2 separate regions of the Homo sapiens genome follow, and region 2 is linked to region 1. A link is a loop called in an ENCODE intact Hi-C map of the cell type or tissue named here. Cell type or tissue: endothelial cell of umbilical vein. All regions are shown on one strand. Each heading gives the region's core, and the rest is flanking DNA. Links, peaks and the distances in the headings are about the cores only. Region 1 overlaps PRKN (parkin RBR E3 ubiquitin protein ligase). Region 2 overlaps SLC22A1 (solute carrier family 22 member 1).

What was found. A loop is a pair of places that touch in the nucleus more often than their neighbours do. Peaks named below come from ENCODE experiments on the same cell type or tissue, not always from the same donor. Only the 100,000 strongest peaks of a DNase experiment are listed, where the experiment ranks them.
Region 2: a loop joins it to region 1, with 12 times the contacts of the local background. A loop is called at or near these places in 2 of 110 quality-filtered maps.

The regions. Positions count from the first base shown.
Region 1 is chr6:161,367,884-161,379,121 of GRCh38, forward strand. All of the region lies in intron 10 of PRKN (parkin RBR E3 ubiquitin protein ligase), which reads right to left. Among named protein-coding and RNA genes, the nearest start is that of AGPAT4, 99 kb to the left of the region's middle. RefSeq lists enhancers at 5,950-6,099, 7,294-7,834. In endothelial cell of umbilical vein, for the core only: CTCF peaks have their summits at 3,121 (motif pointing left) and 6,178 (motif pointing left); DNase peaks (open chromatin) are centred at 3,098 and 6,168.
Region 2 is chr6:160,132,395-160,143,632 of GRCh38, forward strand. It overlaps SLC22A1 (solute carrier family 22 member 1), which reads left to right. Exons shown (of 11, transcript NM_003057.3): 4 at 1,563-1,731; 5 at 3,826-3,940; 6 at 4,150-4,256; 7 at 7,259-7,473; 8 at 11,147-11,238. Among named protein-coding and RNA genes, the nearest start is that of SLC22A1, 16 kb to the left of the region's middle. RefSeq lists an enhancer at 1,498-2,697. In endothelial cell of umbilical vein, for the core only: a CTCF peak has its summit at 6,008 (motif pointing right); a DNase peak (open chromatin) is centred at 6,017.

The DNA of each region.
Region 1 (11,238 bases), core at 1,765-9,764:
TTAACTATTTCAGCTGGAGAGATCAGTCTCAGAAAACTAAATAACTTCAGACCCAGGCCGCCTGGCCTGCGAGCAGTCGGTTCAGAATCGGAGCCCCGAGCTGCCTGGGTTCATACTCCAGGCCCCTGCAGCCTTGATTTCTTCCTGTCATTATCAAGTCACATGCTACAAAGAGGGCTAAGGGACTAAGGCTAAGATGCTGTCATGGAGATCTGGAAGTCCCCGGGGACTTTTGAGAGCACAGTTTTCAAACAGCTTGTGGCCAGGCGCAGTGGCTCACACCTGTAATCCCAGCACTCTGGGAGGCCAGTGCGACGGTCAGGAGTTCAAGACCAGCCTGCGAAACATGGTGAAACCCTGTCTCTACTAAAAATACATATAATATTTATATATATGTATATATTTATATATATTTATATATATTTGTATATATATTTATATATATTTGTATATATATTTGTATATATATTTGTGTATATATATAGCAACCTCAGTCTTGATATATATATATATATATATATATATGCTGGGCCTGGTGGCGCACACATATAGTCCCAGCTACTCAGGAGGTTGAGGCATGAGAATCACTTGAATCCAGAAGGTGGAGATTGCACCGAGCCGAGCTGGTGCCACTGCAATCCAGACTAGGCGACAGGGCAAGAATCTGTCTCAAAACAACAACAACGAAAGCAACTACCACCACCACCAGCACCCAGCTTGTGGTAAAGACAGTGGGAGAAGCCACCCAGCCCCCCTCCCCTCACTGCAGTGGCTCACCTGCCCTCCACTTGCCTGCTTCCCCTGGCACCAGCACTGCAACTCCACTCCCAGCTGCCCACCCGCCCTTCTGCCCTGGGCCATCGCTGCTGCCTGGCCGGTTCTCCCTTCCCCAACCTGCCGAAAGTGCTTTCAAGAAGGACACCAGGAGGCCACGGCTGCCAAAGCTCATGCCCTTTCTTTGTCATTGTCTCCAACTGTCCCACTGCACCTAACATGTGGGAAAGGGTCACCAAGAAGGCCCTTGGAGTTCCTGCCCTTCTCAGCATCACAGCTCTTCCTGTGCTTCCTATCCTCACCCAGCGGATCCACGGGGAGGGAGGGGAGTCCCAGACCCAGTGACTGCTGCCACTGCTGCCAGCCCCAGGGACCTGGGGGGCAGGAGAAGCAGCTCTATGACACCCCGGGAGTGGGCGGTGCCCAGGCCACTGGTTTAGACCTTTGACTGCCACTTCCGAGAGGGGATTTCTACCAGGAGGAGCACATCTTTGCTTTGCATCCTTCATGAGTGTCTTAATGCTGATGTTTAAATCCTTCTGGAGTGATCTCAAGCAGTGGCTGGGTGCCCACAGGTTCAAGATCACCAAAGCGATTCTAAAAATGATCCCAAGGCTTGTGTCCAGACTCTGGAGATTGGGATTCAGTAGGTCTGTGGCGGGGTACAGAAATTAGAATCCCTAAAAATGCCCTAAGGGGTTGCGAGGGGCGGGAGGTTTGGGAACCATTCATCCTCTGGAGGGCGATTCTCCCTTTGCGCCTGAAGAGGAACATGGTGAGCTGGGTAACTTACCCTCTGTTCCCGCCTTAGTCATCAAGCTCTAAAGCAATGCCTGCTTATTGTGTTGCCAGGAGGGGAAGGTTTTGTTGTGATTCAGCATCACCGCCCGATTGTGCAATAAAGTGTGGCTCTCACGGGGCAGTGTAACTGTTAGGTAATTGCATAGAATTCTGTGCCTGTCTACTGCTCACCCGTGGCAGGAGGAATTGCATGCATGCATGTGTGTACGCACGCGTGGTGGAGGTGGGGGTGGAACAGGACAAGTCTCTCTCCTAATATACTTCATGGCTGAAAATAGCGATTTCATAAATATATATATGAAACATCTATAATATACTTATATATAGATGTTTCATATATATATTTCATATGATTATAGGAAATATATTTCATATACATATAGAGAGAGACAGAGAGAATCAAAATTCCCTCAGAAAGGTAAAGGCATGATCGTCCATCTGTGGCTCAAGAGGAATAACCTCACAAGGGTCATCGTGAGTAAGATCAACACACAAACGGCTTAGCACAGAGCCAGGTGCACCCTGAATGCTAACCGTGTGTTTTCTATGATCACCACCATTATTACTTTGTTATTGTAATCATCACGATCATCTCTAAAGAGATGGGAATATGACCCTGTGGGAGTTTGTACACATGGAAAAGACCACTGAAGGCCTGGATTGGCCTTAAATCTCCTTTAAAAACACAAGTATGGGAGGCCGAGGCAGGAGGAACACTTGAGTCTAGGAGTTCAAGGCCAGACTGGTCAATATAATGAGACCCTGTCTCTATAAACACACACACACACACAAAACTCCACTGGTAAATCAAAATGTACTTATATAGGTTTTAAAAGCTGAATTAGGCTGGGCACGGTGGCTCACACCTGTAATCCCAGCACTTTGGGAGGCCGAGGCGGGTGGATCACGAGGTCAGATCAAACCATCCTGGCTAACACGATGAAACCCCATCTCTACTCAAAATACAAAAAAAAAAAAAAAAAATTAGCCGGGCGTGGTGGCAGGCACCTGTAGTCCCACCTACTTGGGAGGCTGAGATGGGAGAATGACGTGAACCTGGGAGGCAGAGCTTGCAGTGAGCCGAGATCGCGCCACTGCACTCCAGCCTGGGCGACAGAGCAAGACTCTGTGTCAAAAAAAAAAAAAAAAAAAAGCCGAATTAGCGCCTAGGAGACACATTGATATACATTGAAGCTAGAATAACTTAAGGAACTGCATATGTGTTATCTTTCCTGCTTTAAGAGAAACTCATTTGTGACACCTGTGTAGCCAATAATTAGACAAGTCTATTCTAATCCTAAAAATCCATTTAAGCCTGTTTTCCAAAAAAGAGCAGTTGTCATTAATCATGAAAACAGAGTTGGCTTAATTCAGCTATGAATGCTTTCAGGTGAATGACAGCTTTTAAATGTCAGCTTTCTCATCAACGCTCGCCTCTCTTCTCACAAACACTGAAACCTTCCACCTTTGCAGACAGCAGCCTTCCTGGCTCAGTCAAGCAGGTGGGCCAGTTGAGCACTGCTGCGTGTGAGCAGCCCGCCTCCTGCTGGTGAGTAAGAAAATGGCATCACTTTTCAGGGGCCTTGAGCTAGTCAACGTTACTGCTTGGCAACGGGTGTCACCAAAACATGTTTTGTTGTTCTCACATTGTCTTATGACTATCTCTTTTTGGAGAATATGTATATATGTATATATTTAAATGTATTTTGTTATTTTTTTTTTTGAGACGTTGTTTCGCTCCTGTTGCCCAGGCTGGAGTGCAATGGTGAAATCTCCGCTCACTGCAACCTCCACCTCCTGGGTTCAAATGATTCTGCTGCCTCGGCCTCTCAAGTAGCTGGGGTTACAGGTGCCTGCTACCACACCCGGCTACTTGGGAGGCTGAGGGAGGAGACGGAGTTTCACCATGTTGGCCAGGCTAGTTTTGAACTCCTGACCTCAGGTGATCTGCCCGCCTCCGTCTCCCAAAGTGCTTGGATTACAGGTGTGAGCCACTGCGCCCGGCCTATTTTGTTATTTTTTTTAAGAGAAATCATCAGAGTGTTGGGATTTAATGGGGTGTCTAGCCAAGGGCTCCGGGGAATACAAGGCTACACTGTAAGCAATACAAGGCTACTCCACTAAGCTCCAAACTCCCCAAGCCATGCTTTAGAATGCAATTCAGAAGGGCATTTGTTTTTATTTATTTATCTATTTTTGAGACGGAGTTTTGCTCTGTCACCTAGGCTGGAGTGCAATGACACAATCTCGGCTCACTACAACCTCCACCTCCTGGGTTCAAGCGATTCTCATGCCTCAGCCTCCTGAGTAGCTGGGATTACAGGCATGCACCACCCCACCTCGCTAATTTTTGTATTTTTAGTAGAGATGGGATTTCATCACTTTGGCCAGGCTGATCTCGAATTCTTGACCTCAGGTGATCTGCCTGCCTCGGCCTCCCAAAGTGCTGGGATTACAGGCATGAGCCACCATGCCTGGCCCAGAAGGGCATTTTTGACAATGATTCTAACAGTGGTGATTTCTGCTAGGAGTGGAATGTGTGCCAAGTGCCACAGACGAGATCTTACAGAGTCTTGCCCCATGGGGCCCTAAATGCTTCCTAAAGGGGAAGTGAATTAAAATAATATCTATCAACCTATTTTGAGATTAATGGGGGAAATGGAACAACATAAATATTAAGTAGCAGAATTATTAATAGGTACCATTTATTGGTTATTTTAAAAGTGCTTTGTGTTCAACTATTGTTACAAGTTGACATATGGGAAAAATCTACACTTGAGCTAGAAAATATGCTGATTTGTATTTTTGATAATGACATTCTCTAGTTTTTGGTTGGCTTAGGTCAGCAGTGACCAAAATTATCCACATAGATGGGATTCTGAATGCGGAATCATCACTAATAGGATGTGAGAGGGGTCAAAGCCGACCACAGAGCCTACCTTTTGTGCAAAGTATAGTTATTCTGGCACAAAGTAGACTATTATTTTTGCTAGAGTGAATGCAGAAATATTTTCATTCAAGAAACATGTGTTGGGTGTCTAAGATGTGCCAGGCACTGTCCTGGACCCTGGGGATACATCCCAGTAAACAAGAGAGATGACAAATAGCAAGCCAACAATCCCTGCCTTGTGGAGCTTCCCCATTAGCAGAACGGCGGCTCTCAGACCAGCGGCACCGGAAGCGCTTGTGCTGTGGCTCCCCCACTACCCCTCTGGGTCTGAATCCATAGGTCTGGGATTGCGCTCAAGGACTGGCAGTTCAACAAATTCCTAGGTGATGCCGATGTCGCTAGCCTGCAGAGCTTCGGAGAACTACTGCTCGCAGAAGGTCTACATACACTGTGGTCAACAAAGACAGAGAGACCCTATTTTTTTTTTTTTTTTTTTTTTGAGACAGGGTCTCACTCTGTTGCCCAGGCTGGAGTGCTGTGGCAAGATCATAGCTCACTCTAGCCTGGAAATCCTGGGCTCTCGAGTAGCTGGGACTACAGGCACATGCTTCTGTCCTCTGCTGATCTTTAAAAAATATTTTTTGTAGAGATGGGGTCTCACTTTGTTGCCCAGGCTGGTTTCGAATTCTTAGCTTCAAGTGATCCTCCCACCCTGGCCTCCCAAAGTGTGGGGCTGCCGGTGTGAACCACCACACTCGGTAGGGCAGAATTTTTCTCTTCTCTGGGAAACCGAGGTCTTTGCTCGTCAGGCCTTCCATGGACTGGGTGAGGCCCACCCACATTATAGAGGGTCATCTCCTTGACCTCAAAGTTAACTGAGTATAGATGTTAACCACGTCTACAAAAATACCTTCACAGCGACACCTTGACTACTGCTGGTTCCAACAACTGGGCTGTGTGGCCCAGCTACATTGACACAGAAAATTACCCATCACAGCTAGGCTGAAACTCATGTTTAAGACTAGATCTGTTTGACTTCAAGCCCCCTCTGCTTGTCTTGGATTCCTCAGACACGGGTGGGAACACCTAGTCCTTGCTGAAAGAAGGTAAATGCAACCCTGGAGAACAGCAGTGCTGAGCCTAAATGGGCTATGCCTCTGTGCTTACAGGGGTGCTGAGTTTAAACGAGCTATGCCTCTGTGTTTGCAGGGGTGCTGAGTTTAAATGTGCTATACCTCTGTGCTTTGCAGGGGTGATGAGTTAAATGGCCATGCCTCTGTGCTTGCAGGGGTGATGAGTTAAATGGGCTACACCTCTGTGCTTGCGGGGTGCTGAGTTTAAACGGGCTATGCCTCTGTGCTTGCAAGGAACAAGTGTAGAGCAGGTGAACCGTTTTCCTCACACATGGTCAACATGCTTTTCTGTGGAGTGACAATATTTTGTCCCCCCTGCCAGCCCCGTTTTTAATGAAGGAATTATGGGGGCCAGGATCCAGCTGTTAGCTTTTCAAATCTGCACACCTCTCAGAAATGCTCCTCCTGGGGACACAGTCCTTCGATTCCCTCTTGCCTGTTGTCGGCTGGGCCACTATGCAGGCGTGGCTGGGGTGCCTTTCAAAGTGGCGTTCACTCCCTTTTCCCCCAGGTCATTTTATTTTTGTTTCTGGACAAATCCAGCATTTTCCTTAAGGGTTTAGCGCCATCTGGTGCATCAGAGGCGCACTGCAGCTGCTTCCCTCCTGATACTGAGTGGGGTGTGCAGAGAATTGCCAGGGGCGCTTTCCTTTGAGGAGCTCCAAATGCCCGTGGGGTATGCGGTGTGTATGTGAGTGGCGAGTGTGTGCAGTGTTATGTATCTGTGTGTGGTGTGTGTTCTGTGTGTATGTGTGTTGTGTATATGCGTATGCTGTATGTGCAGTGTGTGTGGTGTGTATGTATGTGTGTGTGGTATATGTGGTGCGCGTGTGTTGTGTGTGTAACGCATGGTGTGCATGTTATGTATATGTGTGCGCCGTGTGTGTTGTGTATGTGTGGTGTATGTGGATGTGGTGTGTATGTTTATGTGTGTGTGGTGCATATGTGTGGTGTGTGTGATGGGTGTGTGGTGCATATGGGTGGTGTGTGTGATGGGTGTGTGGTGTGTGTGGTGTGTGTGATGTATGTGTGGTGTGTGTAATGGGTGTGTGGTGCATGTGTGTGGTGTGTGATGTGTGTGTGGTGTGTGTAATGGGTGTGTGGTGCATGTGTGTGGTGTGTGTATGTGTGTATGTGTGTGGCATGTGTGATGTATGTGTGGTGTGTGTGTATGTGTGATGTGTGTTATATATGTGTGGTGTGTATGTGTGATGTGTGCGTTATGTTTATGTGTGTGGCATGTGTGACATATGTGTGGTGTGTGTGTGTGTGTGGTGTGTAGCTGTGACAATAAGTTTCTATAAAAATATTTTCCACATTGCGAACTTGTTCTAGCTGCTTGTTTATGGAGTCTAGTACACAGGGTATACAGGGTATAGACTTGCAAAGTCGGTTCAGAATTTACATTCAGACCTTTTTTACCAACTCTGCTGGGATCCTGAAACCCCTCTGGAATCCAAAAGCCTTCAGGACAGCATCATTTTCAGAGGAGGGTCCCATGTGTCAGGCCAGGCAGGCATCTGGTGGAGGCTGCACTGTGGCCGTGCAGAGGAAGACTCAGGGGACCCGCAGGCTGTGACCCCTACAGGTGAGTGAGCTCAGGGGACCCGCAGGCCGTGACCCCCACAGGTGAGCGAGCTCAGGGGACCCGCAGGCCATGCCCCTCAAGGCAGAACTCCTGGGGGTGGAGGGAACCCCCCGGGGGTGCTGAGGCTCCTGCAGAGGGAGGACGCCCCTGGCCGGAAGCTGCACCCCAGGGAAGTGCGTTGCAGAGCCTTGGTGCTCTGCCGTGCTGGAGTGACAGTCCAGAAGAGAAGAAGGGTTTCTGCAGTGCAGGAGAGCGCTTGGAGAGCCCCAGCCCCAGGTCTGCATGGTCAGGATCGGCCTCCAGGGGCAGGCGTGTGGTGTCACTGTGTGTGTACCCACGCAAGCATGCCTTCACTTGTCTTTCAATCCCAGTCAATCTTATCTTTCCTTTCCTCTCTCCACAGTGCCTGACAGTTTTAGCATTCAGCCTTAAAAACCCAAACCCCCAAGTTTCACCATTTTGTAATACTTTGCAACTTACAAACGGCGAAACACACACTCATTTCATTATTTATAGCTTGGTAGATCTTACTGGCTCTGTGTGGCAGGCGACGAAAAGGCTGTGAGCCTTTGAGCAACTTGCCTGGAAGAGGAGGAAATGAAACCGGGCCTTTGACGACCTGCCAAGGGCCATTTCTGCTGCCCCAGAGCAAACCTTCGCACACAAGCTGAGTGCCTTGGAAACGCACTGCAGAGGGGCGGGTGCTGTCCTGGCACTGACTCAGCTTTTCACAGCGCAAGGCCGAGCCCGAACGACGCGCTGGCTTTAATGGAGATCTGTCGCAGCCGTTCCATCCCATCTGCACATCCACTTAGGCGGCGGGTCCAGGGTCATGGATTCAAGAGAAGTGGCATCAAACCTGCTTTACTTAAACCAACAAGCAGTTCAGAAAATACACTCCCAAATAACCGGGGATCTAGATCTCCGGGAATAATAAATTACACCCATCTCCCAATACTGGGACTGCATTTGTGTGTGAAGGCAGTCAATGGCTGAGAGACGGCTCTGCGGTGAGATGCTGGGGCAAAATAGATCAAAAAAGATCTCAGCTCCCTGGAGCCACTGCTGCTTCAGTGTCCTCCACTGAGGGAGGTGCACCTCCTAGCCTCTCCTGGACTGTAACTCTGAAGGGGTGGGTGTGGGTGTGGGGAGCATGGATAAGGGGCAGTTCGTTGGAGATTGTCAGTCTTGCATCTTGATCGCTGGCTCCAGCCTGGATTCTCCTCTGAGGTGGTCTAGGCATCCACTCCTTTCCCCACTGAACCCCTAGCTGAGATGTCCACAATGAATGTGTGTCTCCCCGAACAACCTGCTTTTGTTTCTGTCTCCTCTTCCAGCCAATGGCACCACCATCGTTCTAAGCTAGACATTCATGCATCAACATTAACCCGTCTCCTCTCATCCTGTCTTCTAATCCACTGCCAAGTTCTGCAGATCCGACCTCAAGCCCATCCCCTCCTCTGTATTCCCTGGCCGGATTCCTGGTGCCTGGTGTGTCTCTGGTTTGGCCCTTTTAGGGGGTGCTCTGCTCTGCTCCCAGTCCCACCACCTTGGGACTGAGGTCACACCGTCACATCACGGCGATAGGGCAGCTCACGCCCAGTGGTGGAGGGTGGATGCGAAGGGCTCACCTCTAGCCTCCTACCTCTGGCTCCCCTCAGTCTTCTGTGGCAACCGCACTGCAGTGGGACTCCACCTCTGCCCAACCCTGCTTCCTTCTCTTCCTGAAGGTGCTGTTGAGAGCACCCCAAGACACTCCCTGCCTGCAAGTCTCAGAGCCTGTTCTCCTGGGAACCTATAACCTGTGGCACTTGGTGCCTGGATAGTCCTAGGAAGCAAACTCTAAAATGGAGTTAGAGCTGGAATCCCTCCCGCCAGTGGCCAAAGAGGAGCCTGTCACTGTTGGAAGAAAGTGCTGGAAGCTCTGAGTGGGGCCCCGAGGAGCAAAGGGCAGGGTCAGGCGGCATGCAAGCGCCCTGTCTCTGCGGCTGTGCACGCAGGCAGACCCTGTGGATTCCAGGTGTCTGTGGAGGGAAAAGAGGTCACGTGGGGCTACCTGCGGGCCAATAAGAGCATCCCAGCAAAGATTTTGGGGGTTCAGCAGCTGAGAACGATGGACCATTTGAAAGAGAGCCCCTGGCACGCTACCGAGCCCTGTGGAGTTGGAGCATCTGTGCAGCAATTGTCATAAGACAGAAGTGGGGCATCTAGGCCCAGGCCCAAGCAGGCCCACGGGGCGTGAGCGAGCTGCACAAGCAGGTCCTCAGACCCCCGTGCCATCCACACCGTGGCATGACTGCCTCTCCTTGGGCTCACAACCATGGCCCCACGGTGGTAGTGGCCGGGCTGGGGAGATTCCTTATGACACACTGAGGGATCCAAGCTTGGTTCACAATTGAGTTAGCTTAACATACGGCTGCAAGCCAAAAATGCACTGTCGCTATCCTGTAATCCTCTTTAGGGTTGAAAGAGTGGTGAGGGGAGACCCTGTCAATAAGCAGAGCCTTGGGCAACGCAACTGCTATGGTCCGAGTGTTTGTGTCTCCCCAGATTCCTATGTCGAAACCTAATCACCAAGGCGGTGGGATTAGGAGGTGAGGCCTTTGCAAGGTGATTGGGTCATAAGTCAGAGCCCTCGGGAATGGGATTAGTGCCCTTATAAAGAGAGGGCATTAACCAGTCACCTCTCATCCTGTGAGGCCCCAGAGAGCTGTCTTGCCCCTTCTACCATGTGAGGGTATAGCTAGAAGACGTCATCTACAAACCAAAAAGTGGTCCCTCATGAGACCCCAAATCTGCTAGTGCATTCATCTTTGACTTCTGAGCCTCCAGAACTGGAAGGAATAAATGTGTGTTGTTTATAAGCCAGCCAGTCTACGGTATTGAGTGACAGCAGCCCAAACAGATGAGGCAGCAGCTGACAGTGGACTGTGTGTGGAAAGGAAAGAGTCCTGAGTTAGGAAGAGATACAAGCTCCTAAGCAGTGGCAAACGTCTTGGCAGCCTCTTTAAGGGCAGGGACAGAGAAAATCTGGAAGACTGAGGACAGGTAAGACAAGGAGCTCTGCAGAGCAGGCACGTGGACAGACCCATGGGAGGGGCAGGACATGTCCGCATGTTTGCACAGCATGGCAGAGCTCACAGGAGAGCACTTCAACAAGCAGATGGAGGGATCCGGCCAGTGGACCACTGCCAGCCTCCGCCACTGGCCACAGCAGTCCTGGGCCAGGGCACTCCCGTGTGGAGGAAGCGTGGTGGTGAGGTGAAGCCCTGCCAGGCCCCCCAGCTCGGGCATCCCCCCATCTGCCACACCGCCAACATTCAACCTGCCGGCAACAAAGAGCGGCACGGAGTCCTGTGTGTCCTCCACTCCTCGAGGAGACCAACTAACTGGCCAGTGGGTGTCAGGTGGATCACAGTGACACCAGGGAAGATGAAGACACTCCATCTTGACAGGAAGTGACTCCTTTTCTGGGTGTGGGTTTGCCTTTCTTGGCAACAGAGCCTCAGCCAGCACTAGCATCTGCAGGCTGCCGGCACCCTGCATGGCACTGCATTGTGTCCCAGTGGGTGCATACCCATGGGAACACTGGTCCTGTCACACATCCTACTGCCCAGAAGCTGTTGACCTGATGAGACGGATGGACCAGGCTTGCACGATGCCGCTGGAGCTGCACTGTGATGTGGGCGCTATCCTCTAAGGTGAGATTTACACTCTGAATCAACAACTACCATGGTGCAGGGTGTGTCTCCAGCAGGTAGAACGCAATGGTTCAGGAATCAAGGGGTGGAAGTAGGGACGGCCCCACTTCTCACTCCCAGTGGTCCACTTGGAGTTTATGCTCTCCATCTGTGCAACCTGGCCTTGCATATATAGGGGCCCTGGCTTCCAGCAAGAGAGTACTTTTGCCAGAGAACACAGCAAGAGTTCTGGTCACTTTATGTTGCATTGCCAAGGGATTAGCAGGCTAGAAAGGGAGTTGCCATCCTGGAAGGGGTAACTGACTCTCAGGAGCAGGCAGGGCTGCAGTTATAGAATGGGGTATTTAAATG
Region 2 (11,238 bases), core at 1,345-9,344, 1.2 Mb before region 1:
CATGGGGATGAGGCCAGGTCTCAGGGTAGAATGGGATGGGCCTAACGTGGGTAGGGGGTTGTTTGTGGGGTCAAGGAGCTTGCGGGGCACCAGTTCCTTGTATTTATGTGACTAGGGCAGGACATGGGCTAGAATGGCCTCCTCTCTTTTTGTGTCTGAGACACTTAAATTATCACTTAGATTACTGACCTATTAATCAACTAATCTATTTGGGGAACAAAAAGACCCCATGCTGATGTGCTCACAGCAGTCAGGATGGGGTGCAGAAGAGGAGATAAGTGAGAGAATATTCTAGCATTTTACATAAGAAAGAACCAGCAACTCCTTAAAATAAATACAGCAAACTTGACGGGCTTGAATGGCACTCAAGAATTAGGAAAGAAAACAGGAGCAAATAAAATAAGGATTGTGAAAATCAGGATTTTGAAAAAGTTGAAGTATAAACCAACATGAGGAGTTTTACATATCAGCCTTTTTTTCCCTTTCAAATATTCTAAGGTTAAGAATACAAAACAAAAAACCCTTTCCGGGAGGAATGCAGCCTAAGAGTCATCTGTACTTCCCCAGGCCAGGGCACGGCAGCCAGCAGTGAGGATGAGCCACACTTTTACTCATTTGTGGGGGAGAAAAAAGAAATAGCCTGTCTTTTCATCTTTGAAAACAAGGTGCTATCACTTGGCATTCTGAGAACTCATTCACTAGGGCCAAGAGGATCCACGTTCCCGCCTTGAGAAGCCATGAGCAGCCTGGTGAAGCTGAGCTGGCTCAGCCCCATGCGTGTGGAGCCTGTGACAGCCTCTGCTGCTAGGCACCGTCCCACACATGGTTTGGGGGGTCTGACCCGGGGCCACATCCACGCTCCAACACCACCCGCAGCCCCTCCACCCACGACTCCCCTGACTTCCTTTTCCCCTTTTCATTTTTGTTCCCGTTACACGTATCACGCTCTAACATAGGATTGCATTCTCTTATCTGTGATGTGGAGCGTCTGCCAAATGAGGTCTCCCAGGGCAGGACTCTACCTCCTATGCTTAACGATGTGCCTCAGACACCCCGCACAGTACCAGGTCCCCAGGAGGCACTCAAAGATATTTGCTAAATGAATGAACACCCCTGGGGTCCTGACAAATATTCCAGCTGAGTCTGGAGCTTCTCGAGGAAGGCGTTGGGGAGGAGAGGCCAGTGGACTGAGTCCTGAAGCAGGCAGAGGGGAGTGCAGATGGTAAAGGAGCAGACGCGGAAAGCGACGGTCAGGGAAAAGCCAGAGAGCCAAGCAGCCTGGTGGATCTCCGGGGCCTTGGTTTGATGGGTCCGGGGCCCCGGTTTGATGGGTCCGGGGCCCCAGAGAGAAGGGGAGGCGTGAGCGCGGCTGTGGTTTGCGGGAAGGAGAAATGGGAGACACACAAGAGAGAAGCCTGGGAGCAGGTGAGGCTGGGCAAGGCCGGGTGGGAGCTTCCCGCGGGGAGACAAGCTGGACTGGGGCCCCGAGCTTCTGAACGCACGGCGTCGGGCTCCTGGGCTCCTGCAAGGAACCCGCATAACGTCCACACCTCCTGTTTCAGTCACAGAATTTGTTGGCTCGGGCTCCAGAAGAACGGTGGCGATCATGTACCAGATGGCCTTCACGGTGGGGCTGGTGGCGCTTACCGGGCTGGCCTACGCCCTGCCTCACTGGCGCTGGCTGCAGCTGGCAGTCTCCCTGCCCACCTTCCTCTTCCTGCTCTACTACTGGTGAGGCCCTTCCTCCTGCCTACGGGGAAGGGGCGCCGGCCACCCCTCTGGCTGCGCTTTCTGTCCTCTCGAGGGACCAGTCTCTTGGAGTGGGGGGCGCCTACAGGCCGTCTTCCAAAGGCCATGGTGTCCACATGCATAACGCATGGGGCTGCGCGGAGCCCGGCGCTTCCCACACTCATGACGCATAGGGATGAGCTGGTCCCGGGGTTTCCCACACGCATGACGCATAGGGATGAGCTGGTCCCGGGGTTTCCGACACGCATGACGCATAGGGATGAGCTGGTCCCGGGGTTTCCCACACGCATGACGCATAGGGATGAGCTGGTCCCGGGGTTTCCCACACGCATGATGCATAGGGATGAGGGGAGCCTGGGGCTTCCCACATGCATGATGCATAGGGATGAGCAGAGCCCGGGGTTTCCCACATGCATGATGCATAGGGATGAGCAGAGCCCGGGGTTTCCCACACGCATGATGCATAGGGCTGCACAGAGCCCGGGGTTTCCCACAGGCATGATGCATAGGGCTGCACAGAGCCTGGGGTTTCCCACACGCATATCGCATGGGGCTGCGTGGAGCCAGCGCTTCCCACCGCTTGTACTGTTCAGGTTGTTCTGTTATTACCAGGCGGCCCAGGTTACATGTGGAGCTTTCCTCAGACAAAGCCTCTTTAGATAGGTTCCCCCAGATAAAGGTGGGCCATGCCAAGAGTCGGACAGAAATCCAGGAAAACTCAGGGCCTCAGCATGTGCACTTTCCAGAAACACAAGGCTGAACCTCACTCCCGGGTGAAGGAGGCAGCTTTTTGAGGGTTGCTCAGTGGCCTTGGGAAATCTGTATCAGCGTCCAGTGGTAGGAAAGGCTCCACAGGTGGCAATCCCACTGCAATGGCTACCACTCCCGAGAGTCCCCTAGAGTCCGTCCCAGGGGTGCTGGCATGAAGTCAGATGCTCTGTTATCTTCTTGATCCTCTCCCTCTTCCCCCTCTTCTCTTCCTCTCTGCTGTCATCTCTGCTCTTCTCCCACTTCTTCATTTTTATAGTACTATTGGTATTATTATTAAGACACTGAAATACCTCTCATCTAGCCATAGAGCAGGCATTTGATCTTGATTGAATGAATGAGTGACAGAATGAAGGAACAACAGGCCTGCTCAATGCAACCTTCTCTGGGGACTGTGTACCCTGAGCCATTATGACACAGAATCAGTCCAAACAAGGTGTTAATCATATTAGCTGTGAGTGCTTCGCAGAGTCTGAAGGGCAAAGAACTCCACAGGTCAGTTTTTATTGTGGTGGAGGGAAGAGGGGGTAGCAGAAAGGTCCACAGAGAGGAATTTCTCATCCCTCCACCTTTTGTCTTAGTTTTGCTGAGAGCAGACCTCATCTGTGGGTGGCACTAGAGTTAACCCAGTCTCTCTAAATGAAAGAGTTGTACACGTATGGCCAGGGAGTTCTGAGGAGCCTGCCCTTCCCCTGCCTCGTCCTTGTGAAACAGGGATCTCTCCAGCAGAAAGGCAAATTCTGCATGCTCAGGCAGGGTGAGGCAGTCAATGCCGGCCAGCTTTCAGAAGACCCTTATGCCAGAGAGGCCCAGTCTTTGAGTTGTACCCTCCTCGTCCCATTTGAAATAGACAGCATGGTGTTGATTTGATTTTAAAGGACAGTAAATACATTTTATTTTGTTTGAGAAATATTTTGAGAAGTGTTCAACAGCCCTTGTATTGCCTGGAGATGTCCTGGTGTCATCGGGTAATATACATGGAGCATCTGCTCTGTGAGTGTTTTCCGTGGGGGACAAAGGCTGCCCCAGGAGAGATGAGGCCCCTGCTGCACAGAAGGAAGGCTACATAGGAAGCGATGGCTCCCTTTTGGTCTATAAATCTTAGGTGACACTAGGAGTCTGAGTGACCCACAGAGCTGTGACCTGGGCCACATGGGCTAGCGCACAGTGACCCCAGGTCCTCATCCTCTTGAGGGATTACAGCCCCAACGTGGGGAGGGCAGGCTGCACTGAGCAACAGCATCACCCCGCTCAGGGCTGAACGTCAGACCGAGGAAAATGCCAGATAGTGATGAGTGGTGTTCGCAGGTGTGTGCCGGAGTCCCCTCGGTGGCTGTTATCACAAAAAAGAAACACTGAAGCAATAAAGATAATGGACCACATCGCTCAAAAGAATGGGAAGTTGCCTCCTGCTGATTTAAAGGTGAAATCTAGGAAGGGGTATCTCACATCACTGAATCTGGGGCTGGGTTCTGGTGCAGATTCGTCTGGGGCTGCCAGGGGAAAGAGCAGAACTGTGCCCCTTGTCATGGGTGTGAAGCACGGTGGTGGCAAGGCTCACCTCCCCAGGGGCTCCCAGGTGGCTCTGCTCATGACAGCGTGAGTGTGGCTGATGCTCTCCCTCCCTCCTAGATGCTTTCCCTCGAAGAGGATGTCACCGAAAAGCTGAGCCCTTCATTTGCAGACCTGTTCCGCACGCCGCGCCTGAGGAAGCGCACCTTCATCCTGATGTACCTGTGGTGAGGGGCGTTCCTGTGCGTCTCTCCAGGCAGAATCAGCACGCTCGCCCAAGCACTGGGCTATAGATTAGAGACAGTGGAATACTCAGGTGGAAAAAGAGAAAGGGAAAAAGAATTGTAATATAGTTGTGAGTGGTCAAAGAGCTCTTTTTGTTTCTCCCTTGGGGATTGAATAATAAGGAAAAGGCTTCATTTTAGTGAGGAGCATTTGTTACCTTTGGGAGATCACCAGTGGGATGAGAGAAATAGGATAAAGGGTTATCGGGGCTGCCTCCGTTCCACATGGTCTCATCTTCTGGGAATAGCCAAGTCTTGACTCGGCGTCAGAAGGTGGATGAGAGCTCCTGGAGCGTTCGAGGAGGAAGTTCCATTCCTCATATCTAAACACCCTAGAGACCCTACCTGAGCATCTCTGTGCATTTGTTACCTATTGACTAGAGAACGCACACCCACATGGACCCACGCACACACGCTTTGCACATTCCAGGGGTCTGCATGCTCCCCCAGCTGCTGTCACGAGCAGGAATCCCCTGCCCTGCTCCCTAGGAGGATGCTGGCTCACCTCCTCCGCACAAGGGCTTTCCCCTCAGCATACAGTGAGGGCCCCCCAACTGCACTCTGGGCCTGGCCCCTTCAGCGGGAGCAGCTCCGCTACCCAGGCACACTTGTTTGCTCTTCTATGTGAGGTTTTATTGGAACAAAGAGTTTGTAGTAAGTCAGTGCCTGGCATATTGCAGACCCTAAATCAATATTTGCTGAAAGTTGAATGAGTAAACACTGTGCCCCAGAATCTGTCCAGGTTCAGTGTGTCCTGTCCTGCCTCAACCTTCACCCTCCCTGTCTCCGAGTTTGCCGCTGGGGTCCTGCACCCAGCCACATGCTGGGCCCGTGAACCTTTGCAAATAGCCCCATGTACCTGGTGGGTTTCCATGGATACTCAGTGTTGAACTCAGCATGGAGGCTGGGACTGGCCGCTGCAGTGGAAGTAACTGCCCGCTCTGCTACGCTGTTCAGCTCCCCTCCCCAGCTCCGAGACTCCCCACAAGGCAGTGTTCTTGACTCTTCTGTTCTGTTACCCCCACATCCAGTCCTCTGGCAAGTTCCATCAACTGGCTTGGAAATGCCTTCAGAACCTGCTGCCTCCCATCTTGGGCACCCTGGGTTCCCTTGCTGGGGTTGTAGTAGCCCTGTCCTTGGCACTAATTCTTTGTATAAATGTCAGCTGTCTCATGGACAGTTCTGCAGCATCTCTTACCTGCATTACTGTAGGCACCTTCTGGGTGGCCTGCTGGCTTTACCCATGCCCCTCGGTGCTCCACAAAGCAGGCAAAGGCATCCCTTAGAGCTCAACAGACCTTGTCTCTCCCTGTTTACCCTCTGCTGGCTTCCTAATCACTGAGAATAAAGCCAGATCCTTTTCTGTGGCCCACAAGGCCTCACGCCTTTGGCCCCTGAACGCCCTTTTCTACTGTCCTGCTGGTTGTCATGACTGAGACTCGAAAGGTCTGTCCACCATGTCCTGGCTGTGTGACCTTCCAAAGGGCCTTAATCTCTCCGTGACTCAATTTCCCCCTCAGTAATGGGAGAAGTGATAGTACCTATCTCACAGATGTGTTGGGAGGATTAAGGAGATTATATGTGTAAATGACATAGAAGAGGGTACAGCATCCATGCAGGAAATGTTCAATGTCAATGTGGTTTTTTTTGTTATTTTAATACACACATGCAATTCATGAGCTCTGCCCACAGGTGGCAGCCCGGCACATTTGTTAACTGGCTTGTTGACAGGAAAATCAAGGTTACACGTTCCTTTCTCTTAAACCAGTTTCTTTATCAGTAATATGACTGCTGTCTTTAACTGGCTAAATGGTACAGAGGCACTCAGGCTAACCTCAACTCCTTGAGTTGCAGGCAAGCACCTTGTTTCTTGTTCTCTTGACCCTTTGTCCAATCAGGAATAATTTAGGACTAGAAACAAAAGCATCCCAATGCTTCTTTAGGCGAAATTTTATCAAAGAAGGATACATTCCTTAGCAACATGCATTTTCATCTCAGTTTTGGAGCTGATAGGCAATCTGCATGCTGGGATGAGACAGTAATTTCTTATTGACCCAAATCTGTTCTCACAATGTAAATATGACTGTAAAAGCTTTCTAGCTTCCAAATGATATTTTCCCCCCGAAGTGACACATGAGGCACCCTACATTTTGGCTCAGGTGAGAGTGATTTAGCTAGGCCTCGGGTCTGTGTGCCATATGCTGTAATGTTGCTACATTTTCTCAAATATGGACGGAGGGGGTGTGCAGTGAATGGAAGAGCGTAGGTGAATCAATAGCGCCCACTAAGGACAGCACAGTAAAGGGCCGGGAATGCCATGGTGCGGTTGGAAAGACCTGGCCCATGCCTCTGTCTGTTGTGCCCTGAGTCTTCTGAGTGCCCTGAGTGCATACTGTGTGCTGGGAACTATAATTGGCACTTTTGTACGCTAATTCAGTGAGTACTCAAGACAAACAGATGTGGGAGGTACTATTACAATCCCATTTACAGACGAGGGAACTGAGGCCCAGAGAGGTTAGTTAACTTCCTCAAGGTGACACAGCTCATAAAGCAATCCGACACCTGGCCCCTTACTTCCTGGTCTCTCCTGCCCACCTCCTCGTAGGCCTGTTGGGGTGTCAGATGAGGTACGCACGTGCAGGGCTTGGTGCAGAACCAGACATTTAAATCTGCAGTGAACAGTAGCCATCCTCACGTGCAGTCTCCAGGAGACTTGGAGGCATATCCTACAAGTCAGACTCTCACATCTATCATGAAAAAAATGTATCATTGGGGCCCTTCTAGGACACTCTTTCTCATTTTTACTCCCCTCTTCTCATATTGCTCTAGGGCATTCTAAACCCAGTGATTCATGCTCTTTCTCCATCTGCGAGGGGCTTTTTTTTTTTTTTTTTTTCTTCAGTCTCTGACTCATGCCTTTGACTTGAAACCTCCTCTTGGCTCAGGTTCACGGACTCTGTGCTCTATCAGGGGCTCATCCTGCACATGGGCGCCACCAGCGGGAACCTCTACCTGGATTTCCTTTACTCCGCTCTGGTCGAAATCCCGGGGGCCTTCATAGCCCTCATCACCATTGACCGCGTGGGCCGCATCTACCCCATGGCCATGTCAAATTTGTTGGCGGGGGCAGCCTGCCTCGTCATGATTTTTATCTCACCTGGTAAGTTGGTAAGTTGTCTGCTTTCATCATTTCCCAGGCAATCGAAGTGTGGGGAAAGTGTTGTGACTCTTTGATAAGCCTCTGGAATGAGAACAAAGATGAGGTGCTACCTTTGTCTACAAAGTTTTTTTAGATTTTAAATTGAGGGGCCGTGCACAGTGGCTCATGCCTGTAATCACAGTACTTTGAGAAGCCAAGGCAGGTGGATCACCTGAGGTCAGGAGTTCAAGACCAGCCTGGCCAACATGGTGAAACCCCATCTCTACTAAAAATACAAAATTAGCCGGGCTTGGTGGCGGGCGCCTGTAATCCCAGCTACTTGGGAGGCTGCTTGAACCCAGGAGGCGGAGGTTGCAGTGAGCCGAGATCGCACACTCCAGCTTGGGAGACAGAGTACAACTCCATCTCCCAAAAAACAAACAAACAAACAAACAAAAAAACCCCCAAAAACAGCAAAAAAAAAAAAAATTAAATTGAGTTTTAACATACATACAATCAGCAAACTATAAGTGCATGACTCCATGAGTTTTTAAAAATGTGTACACCCGGGCAGCATGATCCACGTAAAGATGGGGAACCTTTCCAACTTCTCCAAAGCCTCCCTCAGGCTCCTTCACAACAACCCCTGCCACCCCTCCAAGGTCACCACTACTCTGCCCTTTGTCAGCACAGATTGTGCCTGTTCTTGAGCTTCATATAGATGGCACCATACCAAATATACTGTTTTTGTTATTGTTGTTGTGTTTTGAGACAGAATCTTGCTCTGTTATTCAGGCTGGAGTTCAGTGGTGCAATCACAGCTCACTGCAACCTTGAACTCTTGGGCTCAAGGGATCCTCCCGCCTCAGCCTCCTCAGTAGCTGGGACTACAGGCGTGAGCCACTATGCCCGGTTAATGTTTTTATTTTTTGTAGAGATGGGGTCTTACTATGTTGCCCAAGCTGGTCTCAAACTCCTGGGCTCAAGCAATCCTCCCACCTCAGCCTTTCAAAGTGTTGGGATTATAGGCATGAGCCATTCATCATTGCACCTATGAGACCCACCCATGTTGTCACATGAGAGTGTAGTTGGTACTTCAAACAAAATTATTGTGTAGGATTCCACTGTATGAATATGACACTCTGCATCCCTTCCACTGTTGATTGTCACTTGTGTTGCTTCCAATGTTTGCCACTTATTGGGACTAAAATCATCCTTGCACGTATCTTTGGGCAGGCACATGCTTTCATTTCCCTTGGGTACAGGTCTGTGAGTACACTTGCTGGGTCCCAGGGAGGCATATGTTTAGCTCTAGCAGACACTGCCAAACAGCTTTCCAAAGTGGTTAGACCATTTTATACTCCTCCCAGGAACACATGGGAGCTCCGATTACTCCAGATCCTCCCAACACTTGATCTGGCTCATCTTTTTAAGAGTGGCCATTTTGGTGGATGTATACTTTAGTCTGTAATTCTTACAATCAAAGATAAACCAAGCTACATTTAAACCTAAAGCAGATTAACTTCAGTCAGTTTTAATTTGAGTACGTAAATTGCCTTTCACATTCATTGCTCTTGGATATGTTGTAAAATAAATACAAGGGCAGATCTGCTCTTTTCTCAGTTTTTACTGCGTGTGCTCTGCACTTGCTGATTTAGTGAGTCATTTTGGCAGGCTTTCGTGCAGGGTATTGTAGAGACTGTTCTGTGAAATCTGTATGCCCAAGAACTAGGCTGTGTAGATCAGGCTGGAAAGAAAAAGGGTTGGGGAAAGAAAGCTCAGTTTTCTTTTCCCTTTTTTTCATGGAGAAAGAACAGAGAACACAGGAAAAGGGGCAGCATGGATCTGAAATAGATTTTGCTCACTTTCTTCCCAATCTCTCTGTTTCTGGAATCCTGGGTAAGATGTGATGGATGGGCATACTTTTAAAAAGTTCACAGCACTGAGTGCCAAGAAGGAGGGCCATCGAGGGCTAAGTCCATTCAGTTGTCACCTGGACAGAGCCCAGGCATCGTCCCCTCCCCAGCCCCCTCCTCCCAGCTCCTGTCCTCCCCTCGTCCCTCTGTCTTAGTCCTTATCACATTTTAGGACAGTCATTCATTCAACCCGCAGGAAATATCTCCAGGCCTTCTATATGGCTGGCAGGTATCTAGGTCCTAGGATTTCAACCATGAGCGAAGCAGAGAGAGTTCCTGCTCCATGGAGCTGACATTCCAGAGGGAAAAGAGAAGGATGTCAGTGCTTTCTACAATGGGCACGGGAGGCCTGAAGAGGCCTAAATGAAGTGGGAAGAGCCATGTAAAAATCTGGGGAGAGTTTTCTGACACGTGCAAGGCCCTTGGGGTGAGAAGAATGTGGCATTGGAGGGACTGCTCGGGATCTAGGGACAAGGGTCAGGCGAGCTCGTGGGGAGCAGTGGAGTGAGGCGTGGAGTGAGTTGGGAAGTAGCCAGCTGTGGACTTTATCCCAAGAGTGGTAGGAAACCACTGGTGGCTTTGAGCAGGGGTGGACTTGACCCAACTCCAGTCTGAACTGGGTCCCTCTGGCTGCTGTGATGAGCGGCCCTGGGGGTGCAGAGTGGAGGCATGTTCAGTTCTCTGAGGCCAGGGATGCTGTTTACCTCTGGTCAAGCATCACCAGGCTAAAGACCTGTGAATGAGGACCTCCCTCGAGGCATTGGAGTGAACTCCTTGCCTTTTATCTTTTAGAAGCTAGATGAGGTGTGGTCCTTAACAGAAGGCTCAGCTTGGCTTCTCTATCAGGGCTGAGAGCTCCAGGAGGCAGAGAGACTGTGTTGCACCCATGAGACGGGTGAGGGGCACTCTCATTTGGACCCTCACACTGGCTGAGTGAGATGATACAAGATTTCCATAAATAGCCAGTATCTGGGGACAAGGGTCAAGCTGACATCGTGTCTGTGACCCCAGAGGCCTTTATAGTGAGCTGGTGTGTCACAGGGTTACTTGCATTTCAGTGCTGGGGGTAACCCATGCAGAGCAGATGATGGTGGTTATTAAGGATCTGAGCTTCTTTCCAATGAAGCCAAATTCTTTGATCATTCTCAATAGGGAGAGGGCTTTCTGGGCCTTCAGGTGGTCGAGAACCCCACAGCAGCCTGCCAGCGTGAAACAAGGGCTCGCTTCCCTCATTCTCAGCCTCTGAGACTATTATGAAAGGTGTTTTGGTTAAAACTGTATTGGAAACAAATATTAAATTGAGGATTAGAAATCTGTTTTGTTAGTTTGAGAACTACTACTAGAGGGATTATGTTTATTGAGTGCTTTCTGTGTTTCAGGCACTGAACTAGAATGGATACTATCATATAATAAATAAAAAGCCAACTTTAAAATTCTGTGGTCACAGTGGACATTTGACATACATCAGCTCTAAGTCTCATGATGATCTATAAGCTGGGTGTCATTATTCCCATTTTACAGCCCAGGAAACCAAGCTGAGATTCAAAAAGCCCATTCTTTCCCCTGTTCAATGGAGTCTTCTTGAATATGTCATCGTCAACTCCCCAAATCTCTTGAGACTCAGTTTACTTATCTAAAAATGAAAAAGTTAGATAAGACAAACTTCCAGGCCCCACCAGCTCTAATAGTCCAAGCATGACCCACCATGGCCTCTCACAGTAACTCAGGGAACGAAGCCCCCATCCACCACCCACACCCTCTTTGTACTTCCTTTCCAGACCTGCACTGGTTAAACATCATAATCATGTGTGTTGGCCGAATGGGAATCACCATTGCAATACAAATGATCTGCCTGGTGAATGCTGAGCTG